2 separate regions of the Homo sapiens genome follow, and region 1 is linked to region 2. A link is an interaction called in ENCODE POLR2A ChIA-PET data of the cell type or tissue named here. Cell type or tissue: Panc1. All regions are shown on one strand. Links, peaks and the distances in the headings refer to the core of each region. The heading gives the core; the rest is flanking DNA.

Region 1 (5,373 bases), core at 162-5,161, 49 kb before region 2:
ACCTCAGTGGTAAACAAGAAAAAATGTAACAAAGTATGAGAACATGCCTCAGAAAATAATTGTTACAATTTCTTGGCAAAATGAACCTTGTATTGAGCACTTTACTGACATAGTCTTACTTCATCTTCAAAACAACACATCAGGAAAGTTCTACTCCCAAGAAGTTTGAAGTTCCCAGAGTGAAGCGGCTTAAGATTTTCCAAGGATTTAAACCAGAATCAGTGTAAAATTAACAGCCCTCCAATTTGTCCTAAAGGTTAGACGAGAAGGTTTCCTCTGAAATTAAAATGAATGAGTCACTACTTGAATGGATTAGTGTCATCCAACTGATGGTGTGAACTTCCCAAATTGTAATCTAATCCTGCCTAGCACTTAATTATCATTCCACATTAACTCCATGATCCACACAGTAAAATTCACACCCACCGTTAAGGCTTTTCGTGCTTGAGAGCCCTAACTGAGGGGGGCTGAGAACTAGGGAACCCCGTAGGACCCTCAGTGTATCTATAAACCACCCTATCACCGTCCTGGAATGAATGCAGAGTGGGGACCATGTGCCTTTCTCTGGTTCCCACTGTTTTTATATAAGGGTAGGTTGGCTGATATCAAACCACTGATTTAGTCTAGTTCAAACAAAGCTTTCCCATGTCAACTCCAATATTCTTTTTAAAAAATAAAAAATTATCACCAATATTCATTATGTATCAACAAAGACTGTCTCTTTTTTTCAGTAAAAAATTATCACCAATATTCATTATGTATCAACAAAGACTGTCTCTTTTTTTCAGTATCTTGACATTCATATGTGAGAGCTTTGCTCAAACTAGATCAAATCACTGGTTTGATACTAATCCACCAGCTCTTAACATGTTCTTTACTTGTTAGGATATTACTGTCTGTGGCATGAGGGGACCCAAAATGGTTAAAACTCGCAAATCTATATTTTCTGAGGCCACCAAATACTTCAGCAGTATGACAACTCAGTAGAGCGGGAAATATTTGCACAGTAGGCATGTTTAGTACATTAATTTCCTGTGGGTGGGGTTTCAGTGGGAACCATAATCAACGCCGATTACGTAAAATGGACTCTATGGCCCTAAACCAATCACGGGGCGGCGCAGGGAACCGGAAACGCGGCCTGGAGTCCCGCTTCTCCATAAATAGACGCAGTTCAGCTCCAGGCCGGTTGGAGAGCGCATCCCAGACCGAGAAGGTCGGAGGCAGAAGCCGGGAAGGAGGTGAGTGTCCAGCGGGGATGTCTGTCGGGTTTAGGAGCTGGCATGTCGGGGGTTGGTTTCAGAAAGTTTGGGTTTATTTTTTCGTGCGTTTTCTCGGAGACTTTGTGAAGGCAGCGGGTCTCCTTTGCACCCCATGATTAACTCTGACTCGTTATGTAACGCTTCTGTAAACTAGGAATAATACTAACTTTCTCATCAAGCTTAGGTTATATTTTATTTTATTTTAGAGACAGGGTCTCGCTTGAATTCCAGACTAGCCTGGAATTCCTGGGCTCAAGCGATCCGCCCGCCTCCGCCTCCCGAGTAGCTGGGACTACAGGCATATGCCACAACGACTGGATAAATTTTTAATTTTTTTTTTGCAGAGATGGGGTCTCGGTATATTGCTCAGGCTGGTCCTGAACTCCTGGGCTCTAGCATGTTCCCATGTCGGTCTTCCAACCTGTTAGAATTACAGGCCTGAGCCACTTTGCCTGCCACACACCCTTTTTAAAAAGCATTGCTGGATTTTCCCTTTGCACAGGGTGAAATCAAATCATTGATGAATGAGCATCAACCTACTAGGCCAATGAGAATCTGAGCTAAGTGTCCCTACCTGGGTGACCCGTGTGGTATATACTCCCAGAATTGAATACTAACTCCTGTGTCTGCCTTTATTTTTTCCTGTGTCTTGTTTCTTACTTTAACGGGGAATGAACTAAGATCAAATACAAAGTGATTTCTAGGAACATGAAACCACTTTCTTTTTTAGAGACAGGATCTCACTATGTTGCCCAGGCTGTTATCAAACACTTGGGCTCAAGTGATCCTCCCACCTCCGCCTCTGCCTCCTGAGCAGCAGCAGGCGCCCTCTGGCAAAACCACTTTTAATTCCAGAATTTCAGGCTCCCTTTTCTCTATCATATCTGTGTGCTTTTTCAATAAAAATTAATTTGCTTCTAATTGAAAACTAAAAATTGTATATATTTATGGCATATAGCATAATATGCTTTGTAGTATTACAAACATTGTTAAATGGCTAAATTGAGCTAATATTCATATGCCCTACCTCATGTACTAACCATTTTTGGTTTTGAGAATACTTGAAATCTAATTTTTTTTAAGCAGTTTCCAAGTATACAATACATTGTTATGAACTGAAGTCACCATGTTGGACAATTGCTCTTTTGAATTGATTTCTTCAATTGAAATTTGTACTCTTTGACCTATATCTTCCCAACCCCTACCCCAGCCCTGGTAACTATTCTACTCACTACTACTATGAGTTCCACTGGGTTTTTAATTATTATTTATGTTATTTACTTCTTTTTAAATTTTTTTTTGTAATTTGAACTTGTGTTTTAGATTCAGTGGGTACCTGTGCAGATTTGTTGCATGAGTATATTGAGTGATGCTGAGGTGTGAGGTATGACTCTACCCATCACCCAGGATATGAGGATAGTACCCAATAGGTAGTTTTTCAACCCTCCCTCCCTCTATCCCTCCAGAGTTTCACTGTTTTGGAGTCCACGTCCTGATTTCCTTTCCTCTGTGTACCTGCCCCGGAGCGGGATTGCCGGATCATGCAGTTGTTGGACTTTCAATTTTCTGAGGAGCTTCTATACTGTCTCCCATATCGGCTGCTCTAATTTACATCCCAGCACAGGGCGCAGAGGACCCCTTTCCCCCAAATCCTCACCAACACTCGTTCCATGTGTCTTTTTGGGAACAGCCACTCTAGCAGGCGTGAGGGGTGCCTTGTGGTTTGGATTTGCATGTCCCTGATGATGAGTGATAATGAGCACCTTTTCCTAGACCTGCTGGCCATTCACATGTCTTCATCTGAGATGTCCACACAGGCGCCTTAAGCCCTTCTAGTGGGTTATGTGTTTTCTCGCTCTGGAGGAGTTTGAGTTGCTTATGTTTTGCACAGGAGCCCCGTGAGATGTGTGGTGTGTAAATATTGTCTCCTCCTCTGGGTTGTCTCCCGCCTCTGCCGATTGTCTCCCTGGCTGTCTCTCTGTTCTGCACTTGCTCAAAGTCCTTCCAGGAAGTGTGGGGCACTCGCCCTCCAGGCTACCAGTGACTTTTCCCAAGACCCTTCTGCCAGTTTTTTCTCCCCTCTGCAGACCTTCAGGTTGCTTCCCCCACCTGTGTCTAGGAAAGCAGGGCTGTGTTCTCATAGCTGTTGAACTTGGACGATAATTGATGCCTGGAGAGTATCACTCAGTGGCTCCTGCCTAATGAAGCTAGGTTTAGGAATTAATTTTTAAAAATCTTATTATTGTATCAACCCACTTCTTTAAAATATCAAAGAGCACTAGACTTTAAATCCATTTTCTGAGATGAGATTAGGAATACAGAAACCCTTAGAGACAGAAGGTAGATTAGTGATTGCTAGGGGCTGGGGTGGGTGGGCAGGGGGTGATCACTGATGGGGATGGGGTTGCTTTTGGGTTGATGAGATAATTCTGGAAGTAAACAGTGGTAATGGTTGTACAACATGGTGCATGTCTTAGTCCCATAAAATCGTGAACTTGAAGAGAGTAAAAAATGATGAAATTTATGAATGTACATTTTACCAAAATAACAAAATATCTGTGTAGGTGCTTAATCCTCATAGGATCCTTTAATGCTGTCCCTTCCCTGGAGCAAGTAAATGTTCTGGAGTTAACAAGAATATGTGTTGGGGAAAATATTACATTCTAACTCTTTTTCTCTATCCTTTTGCATAATTATGACTAAGGGCTTTGCCTTGGATCTTGTCCTGATGGGGAAACATAAAGGGCTTACTTTATTGTTGCATCACATTTTCAGAGCTTCACCTAACTATCTTATTTAATTTATAGTCAAGAACAATGTTGTTCCAATTGACAGGAAAACTGATTCAGCCTCTGCACAGTGATTTCCTAGAGATCAGAATCCAGGGGTCATTAAGATTTTAAACCAGAGTATGTAGTCAGGTATAGACACTGGAAGATTTCCACTGTGCTGAATTCGATGCTGCTGAAGAAGTGGCATCCAGGATGAGGGATTTCGAAGGGAGGGATGGATGGAGTAGTAACTTAAACTAATGAGGCTCATACTTTTCCCCCCCAGACTTCTGAATGAACAGTGAATCTATTACTGAGGAAAACCAGAGGAAGCCTGTGTAGATAGGTATCAATTAGATACCAGCTACTGGAAGAGCTTTCTCAGAGACTGATTAAAAAATTCTCCACTAGATATGGCTGCAAATTGCACATCCTCATGGAGTCTAGGAGAATCCTGCAACAGACCTGGGTTGGAGCTGCCACGGTCTATGGCATCCTCAGAAACTCAACTTGGAAATCACGACGTGGACCCTGAGATTTCTCACGTGAACTTCAGGATGTTCAGCTGCCCGAAGGAGTCGGACCCCATCCAGGCTCTGAGGAAACTCACTGAGCTGTGCCATCTGTGGCTGAGGCCCGACCTCCACACCAAAGAGCAGATCCTGGACATGCTGGTGATGGAGCAGTTCATGATCTCCATGCCCCAGGAGCTCCAGGTCTTAGTCATGATGAACGGTGTGCAGAGCTGCAAAGACCTGGAGGACCTGCTACGAAATAACAGAAGACCCAAGAAATGGGTGAGTGGGACCCTCGTGATTGGTGCAGGGAAGGGGAGCTGGGATGGGGGCTGCACGGTGCAGCTGGACTCGAGAGGACCCGAGGGGCTGCTCTAGGTCAGGGCTTCCAAGTAGAGGAGAGTTTGCCCGTCGGGGACACATGGCAGTGTCTGGGGACAGTTTTTGTTGTCAGGGAGGACAGGAGACGCTGCTAAGCGTTCTCTAACGCTCAGGACAACCCATCATGACAAATAATCATCCAGATTCCAATATCAGCTGTGCTGAGACGGCAAGTTCCTGGTGTAGGAGATGGACAGGCAGAGGGGGTACAGGGACCCACACACTGTGTGAGGCCAACATGAAAGAAAGACATTGGTGAAATATTAGGCCTGATGGAATGTAGGGAAGGAGGCATTAGAGTGAACTGAAGGGGGGCCCAGGAGTCCCATCCTGAAGCAGGGAAAGTGGTTGGTATCAGATGCAGGGATCTGCCCCCAGGTCCCCAAATGAGCCCCTAAGTTCTAATACAAGGTGAGCTGCCATCGGCCAATTGAGTTGGATTCACCC
Region 2 (5,373 bases), core at 213-5,212:
AAGCAGAAGGATGGCTTGAGAACAGGAGTTCAAGGCCAGCCTGGCCAACATGGCGAAATCTCGCCTCTACAAAAAATACAAAAATTAGGCCGGGCGTGGTGGCTCTCGCCTGTAATCTCAGCACTTTGGGAGGCTGAGGTGGGCGGATCACCTGAGGTCAGGAGTTCAAGACCAGCCTGGCCAACCTCGTCTCTACTAAAAATAAAAAAAATTAGCTGGGCATAATCCCAGCTACTTGGGAGGCTGAGGCAGGAGAACCGCTTGAACCTGGGAGGTGGAGATTGCAGTGAGCGGGGATTGCACCACTGCGCTCCAGCCTGGGCAACAGAGTGAGACTCCGTCTCAATAAAACAAAACAAAACAAAAAATACAAAAATTAGCCAGGCATGGTGGCGCACACCTGTAGGTGGGAGGATCACTTTAGCCCAGGAGTTTGAGGCTACAGTGAGCTATGATCTCATCCCTGCACTCCAGCCTGGGTGACAGAGCGAGACTCTGTCTCAAAGAAAAAAAAAAAAAAAAAGAGAGGCTCTTCCTCCAACAACCCTAGTAGGTAAACTTGCTATTAGCTTCATTAGAAAGAGGCTCTTGGCCAAGGCTGGCGGATCACGAGGTCAGGAGATCGAGACCATCCTGGCTAACACGTGAAACCCCATCTCTACTAAAAATACAAAATATATATATATATAATAGCCGGGCGTGGTGGCGGGTGCCTGTAGTCCCAGCTACTCGGGAGGCTGAGGCACGAGAATGGCGTGAACCTGGGAGGCAGAGCTTGCAGTGAGCTGACATTGCGCCACTGCACTCTAGCCTGGGCCACAGAGCGAAATTCCGTCTCAAAAAAAAAAAAAGAAAGAAAGAGGCTCTTGAGGCCCAGAAAGATTCTGCAAATTGCAACAAATTGCAACACACTAAGAAGAACAGCTGGGACTCAAACCCAGGTGGATCCCAGACTCTTTATTTATTTATTTATTTATTTTGAGATGGAGTCTCGCGTCTCACTCTGCCACCCAGGCTGAAGCGCAGTGGTGCCATCTTGGCTCACCGCAACCTCCGCCTCCTGGATTCAAGCGATTCTCCTGCCTCAGCCTCCTGAGCAGCTGGGCTTACAGGCACCTGCCACAAGGCCCAGCTAATTTTTGTATTTTTAATAGAGACAGGGGGTTTCGCCATGTTGGCCAAGCTGGTCTCAAACTCCTGACCTCAGGTGATCCGCCCTCCTCGGCCTCCCAAAGTGCTGGGATTGCAGGCGTGAGCCACCGTGCCCGGCCGGTAGATTCCAGACTCTTAAGGAGGATGTGCACTGAATATTTAAGCCAGAGTGTTCCACTGTGTAAGGTGGGAAGTAGCAAAATAGAACCAACTGCAAAGGATTGTGGGGTAGAATTAGCTAATTCACATCACGGGTTTCACACAACGCCAAGCGCTGAGAAAACCCTCCACAGCCATTAGCTCTTGTCAAAACTCCTCGAACATCCCTATAGGATGGATTCCGTTATCCCTTAGTTATATAGAAAAAAAGGAGGCTCAAAGAAACAAATAGCTTGCCAAAGACCAAGCCAGAACCTGGAGGAGAGCTGCTATCCCAACTCAGGGCAGCTGAATGCCAAGCCGGCGTCTCTTTTTTTTTTTTTTTTTTTTTGTTGTTGTTGTTAGCATTTCTTTTCTTTTTCTTTTCTTTTCTTGTTTTTGTTTTTGTTTGAGATGGGTTATTGCTCTTTCGCCCAGGCTGGAGTGCACTGGCACCATCTCAGCTCATTGCAAACTCAGCCTCCTGGGTTCAAGCAATTCTCATGCCTCAGCCTCCCAAGTAGCTCGGACTACAGTCACGCAAGACCATACCTAGTTAATTTTTTTTTTTTAAGAGATGGAGGTTCTCACTATGTTGCCCAGGCTGGTCTCGAACTCCTGAGCTCAAGCAATTCTCTAATCTTGGCCTCTCAAAGTACTGGGATTACAGGAGTGAGCCACTGGGACTGGCCTCTTTTTTTTTTTTTTGTTAGAAAAAAACTGCATTTTAAATGCAGGCGTGGTGCACAACACGTGTGGAAATACGGCTACACTGCGGAGTGACTCCATCAAGGTAATTACCCTCTACATTACGTCATGTGCTTAGCTTTTTTGTGGTGAGAACACCTAACATCCATCTACTCTCTTAGCAATTTTCAAGTATACAACACATTGTTATGAACAACAGCCACCATGCTGTACCAGAGATCTAGTTTATTTCCCCTGTCTAACTGAAACTGTGTATCCCTGGACCAACATCTCTTAATTATTTAATCCTCTTGGCTAAATAATGAGAGCTGCCTGCCATCCGAGTTAACTGTTAACTCTCACAGTGCTGGAATTGGACAAAGAAGATCCACTCAGAGACCAGAGAGGTTAGGCAATGTGACTGAAGTCACACAGCTAGAAAGTCGCAGATCCCGGATTTCAAACTCAACCCAGCCTCTACAGCCCATGCTGTGGAGGTGTGTGATCAAAGGTTTTCAAAGTGTCGTCCCAGACTGGGTGCCGTGGCTGACACCTGTGATCCCAGTACTTTGGGAGGCCAAGGCGGGTGGATCACTTGAAGCCAGGAGGTCAGGAGTTCAAGACCAGCCTAGCCAACATGGTGAAACCCCATTTCTTCTTTTTTTTTTTTTTTTTTGAGATGGAGTCTCGCTCTGTCACCCAGGCTGGAGTGCAGTGGCACAATCTCGGCTCGCTGCAACCTCCGCCTGCCAGGTTCAAGCGATTCTCCTGCCTCAGCCTCCTGAGTAGCTGGGACTACAGGCACGTGCCACCATGCCCGGCTAATTTTTGTGTTTTTAGTAGAGACACGCAATATTTCTTCTCATATTTTCAGGATTTGAGCTTCTTCCCCAGGACCCTTGACACAAGCCAGAAGCATTTTTAAAAACTCTTCCCAGAGGGCAGGGATTTGGGGACACTGTTGTTTCCGAGGAACTTAGGGAGGCGTTACCCGGTGGGCAGGTGCGGATGCTGGAGTCTCTGCCAGGCTCAGCAAGAGGACGAGGAGGAGGACCAGGGGGACGGAGGGAGGAGCCATCGAAGGCAGGACGACAGGTGCCTACAGCTGCGGAACACGCTGCAAGGAGAGAGCGGCCAGTCATTTTCCGAAGCGGGGGCCAGGTGCATTTCCGATAAGGACAGAGGAATTTATTTTTTAGCTTTATGGAGGCATCATCGAGATACAAAAATGGCGCACATTTAATGTACACATCTTGAGGAGTTTGGACGTGTGCAAGCAATTAAGCCTCTCCTTCCCCCATCATCGGATCAGGCCGACCTGGTCCCCCAGCGCCCATGCCTTCTGCCCCACTGCCTCCACCACTCCATCTTCAAACCTTTCCGTCCCCTTACCTGCCCCTCACCTTTTCCCTGCCACCAATGCTGGGGTTTCTCCTGTTATCCCCATCCCTTCAAGCCCCCCATCACTCTCCCAGGAGCCCCTCACTCCCTCCACCCCTCTGCCCTCCTGGCCTAGGCTCTCACCCCAGTGCAGCTTGGATCCACCCCTCTGCCCTCCTGGCCTAGGCTCTCACCCCGGTGCAGCTGGCATCCACCCCTCTGCCCTCCTGGCCTAGGCTCTCACCCCGCTGCAGCTGGCATCCGCCCCTCTGCCCTCCTGGCCTAGGCTCTCACCCCCGTGCAGCTGGGATCCGCCCCTCTGCCCTCCTGGCCTAGGCTCTCACCCCGCTGCAGCTGGCATCCGCCCCTCTGCCCTCCTGGCCTAGGCTCTCACCCCGGTGCAGCTGGGATCCGCCCCTCTGCCCTCCTGGCCTAGGCTCTCACCCCGGTGCAGCTGGGATCCGCCCCTCTGCCCTCCTGGCCTAGGCTCTCACCCCGGTGCAGCTGGGATCCGCCCCTCTGCCCTCCTGGCCTAGGCTCTCACCCCGCTGCAGCTGGCATCCGCCCCTGTGCCCTCCTGGCCTAGGCTCTCACCCCGCTGCAGCTGGCATCCGCCCCTCTGCCCTCCTGGCCTAGGCTCTCACCCCGCTGCAGCTGGCAGCCGACCCTGTGCCCTCCTGGCCTAGGCTCTCACCCCGGTGCAGCTGGGATCCGCCCCTCTGCCCTCCTGGCCTAGGCTCTCACCCCGCTGCAGCTGGCAGCTCTCCGCAGCTCTCTCTGGCTCCTCGCTCCAGCGCCTGGACTCTTTCACGCCCCCTGAGCTTTTATGCCTTCTGAGGAGACAATAGAAGGGAGGGGGGAAAGGGAGGGGATTAGAAGAAGGGAGAGGGAGTGAAGAGGATGGAGGTGGGGGAACAGTCATCCACTCCAGGGGCTTTCAAACGCTGGTCTGTGAGGTCAAAACACACACTTCATCGCGGGAAATGCTGCTGTGCCTTGGTTTCCCCTGGTAGACCCTGCCCTTCCCCCTCCTTCTGTGCCCCTTTATCTTCCAGCTGTCCTGTTCCAGACTTTGCAGCTATTCGAGGGCTCCCTCCCTCCCTCTTATCTGCGTCTGGGCCTTGACCTGTGTCTTCCTTGGTTGTCTCCACCTGCCACTGGTGTCTCCGTAGCCCTGTCCCCTCTGCCCCCATCAATCCCTCCAAGCCTCCGCAGCTCCCTCACTGAGTTGCATTTCTTCTGTCTTGCACGGTAGACCCTGTTTATTTGTTTACTTGTGAGCTGTCTATCTCCCCGCCCCCCACCTACCACCCTGGCTAAAGGAGACCCCATGAGGGGTGTCAACTGTGTCTTGTTCATGGCTGCGTCCCTAGGCCGGAAGCTCTCAACCAGGAGTGACTCTGCCCCGATGCTGCCCCAGCCTCACCCCAGGACATGTGACCAAGTCTGGAGACAGTTTTGTTTGTTCGTTTTTTTTGTTTTTGTTTTGAGACGGAGTCTCGCACTGTCGCCCAGGCTGGAGTGCAGTGCTGTGATCTCGGCTCACTACAAGCTGTGCCTCCCGGGTTCACGCCATTCTCCTGCCTCAGCCTCCCGAGTAGCTGGGACGACAGGCGCCCGCCACCACGCCCGGCTAATTTTTTGTATTTTTAGTAGAGACAGACGGAGTTTTACTATGTTGGCCAGGCTAGTCTTGAACTCCTGACCTCGTGATCTTCCCGCCTCAGCCTCTCAAAGTGCTGGGATTACAGGCGTGAGCCACCGCGCCCGGCTGGAGACATCTTTACTTGGGACTTGGGAGGGACTCCCGGCATCTCGTGGGTGGAAGCCAGGGACGCGGCTCAGCCTCCCACAGTGCTCAGGAAAGGCCTCCCCGATGGGAAGGACCCAGCCCCGAAAGTCAATAGCTCCAAAGATGAGAAACCTCACAGCAGCCCCTAAAACAGTGCCCGGAGCTCACTCAATACTTGTTGGGTGAACGAATAAGGAGTGTGTCGTTGCTGCGTCTCTCTCCTG

What was found. ChIA-PET counts read pairs that join two places held together with the same protein. Peaks named below come from ENCODE experiments on the same cell type or tissue, not always from the same donor. Only the 100,000 strongest peaks of a DNase experiment are listed, where the experiment ranks them.
Region 1: POLR2A ChIA-PET joins it to region 2 with 11 read pairs; 2 of 35 experiments call an interaction of 5 or more read pairs at or near these places.

Annotation. Positions count from the first base shown.
Region 1 is chr19:56,224,117-56,229,489 of GRCh38, reverse strand. ZSCAN5A (zinc finger and SCAN domain containing 5A) reads left to right here. Exons shown (of 6, transcript NM_001322064.3): 3 at 4,317-4,827. The coding sequence starts at 4,444. Among named protein-coding and RNA genes, the nearest start is that of ZSCAN5C, 25 kb to the right of the region's middle. In Panc1, for the core only: no CTCF peak of the experiment used is centred there; no DNase peak of the experiment used is centred there.
Region 2 is chr19:56,174,791-56,180,163 of GRCh38, reverse strand. GALP (galanin like peptide) reads right to left here and starts at 4,156. Exons shown (of 6, transcript NM_033106.4): 1 at 4,102-4,156; 2 at 2,969-3,094. The coding sequence starts at 3,055. RefSeq lists enhancers at 3,920-4,470, 4,471-5,021. In Panc1, for the core only: no CTCF peak of the experiment used is centred there; no DNase peak of the experiment used is centred there.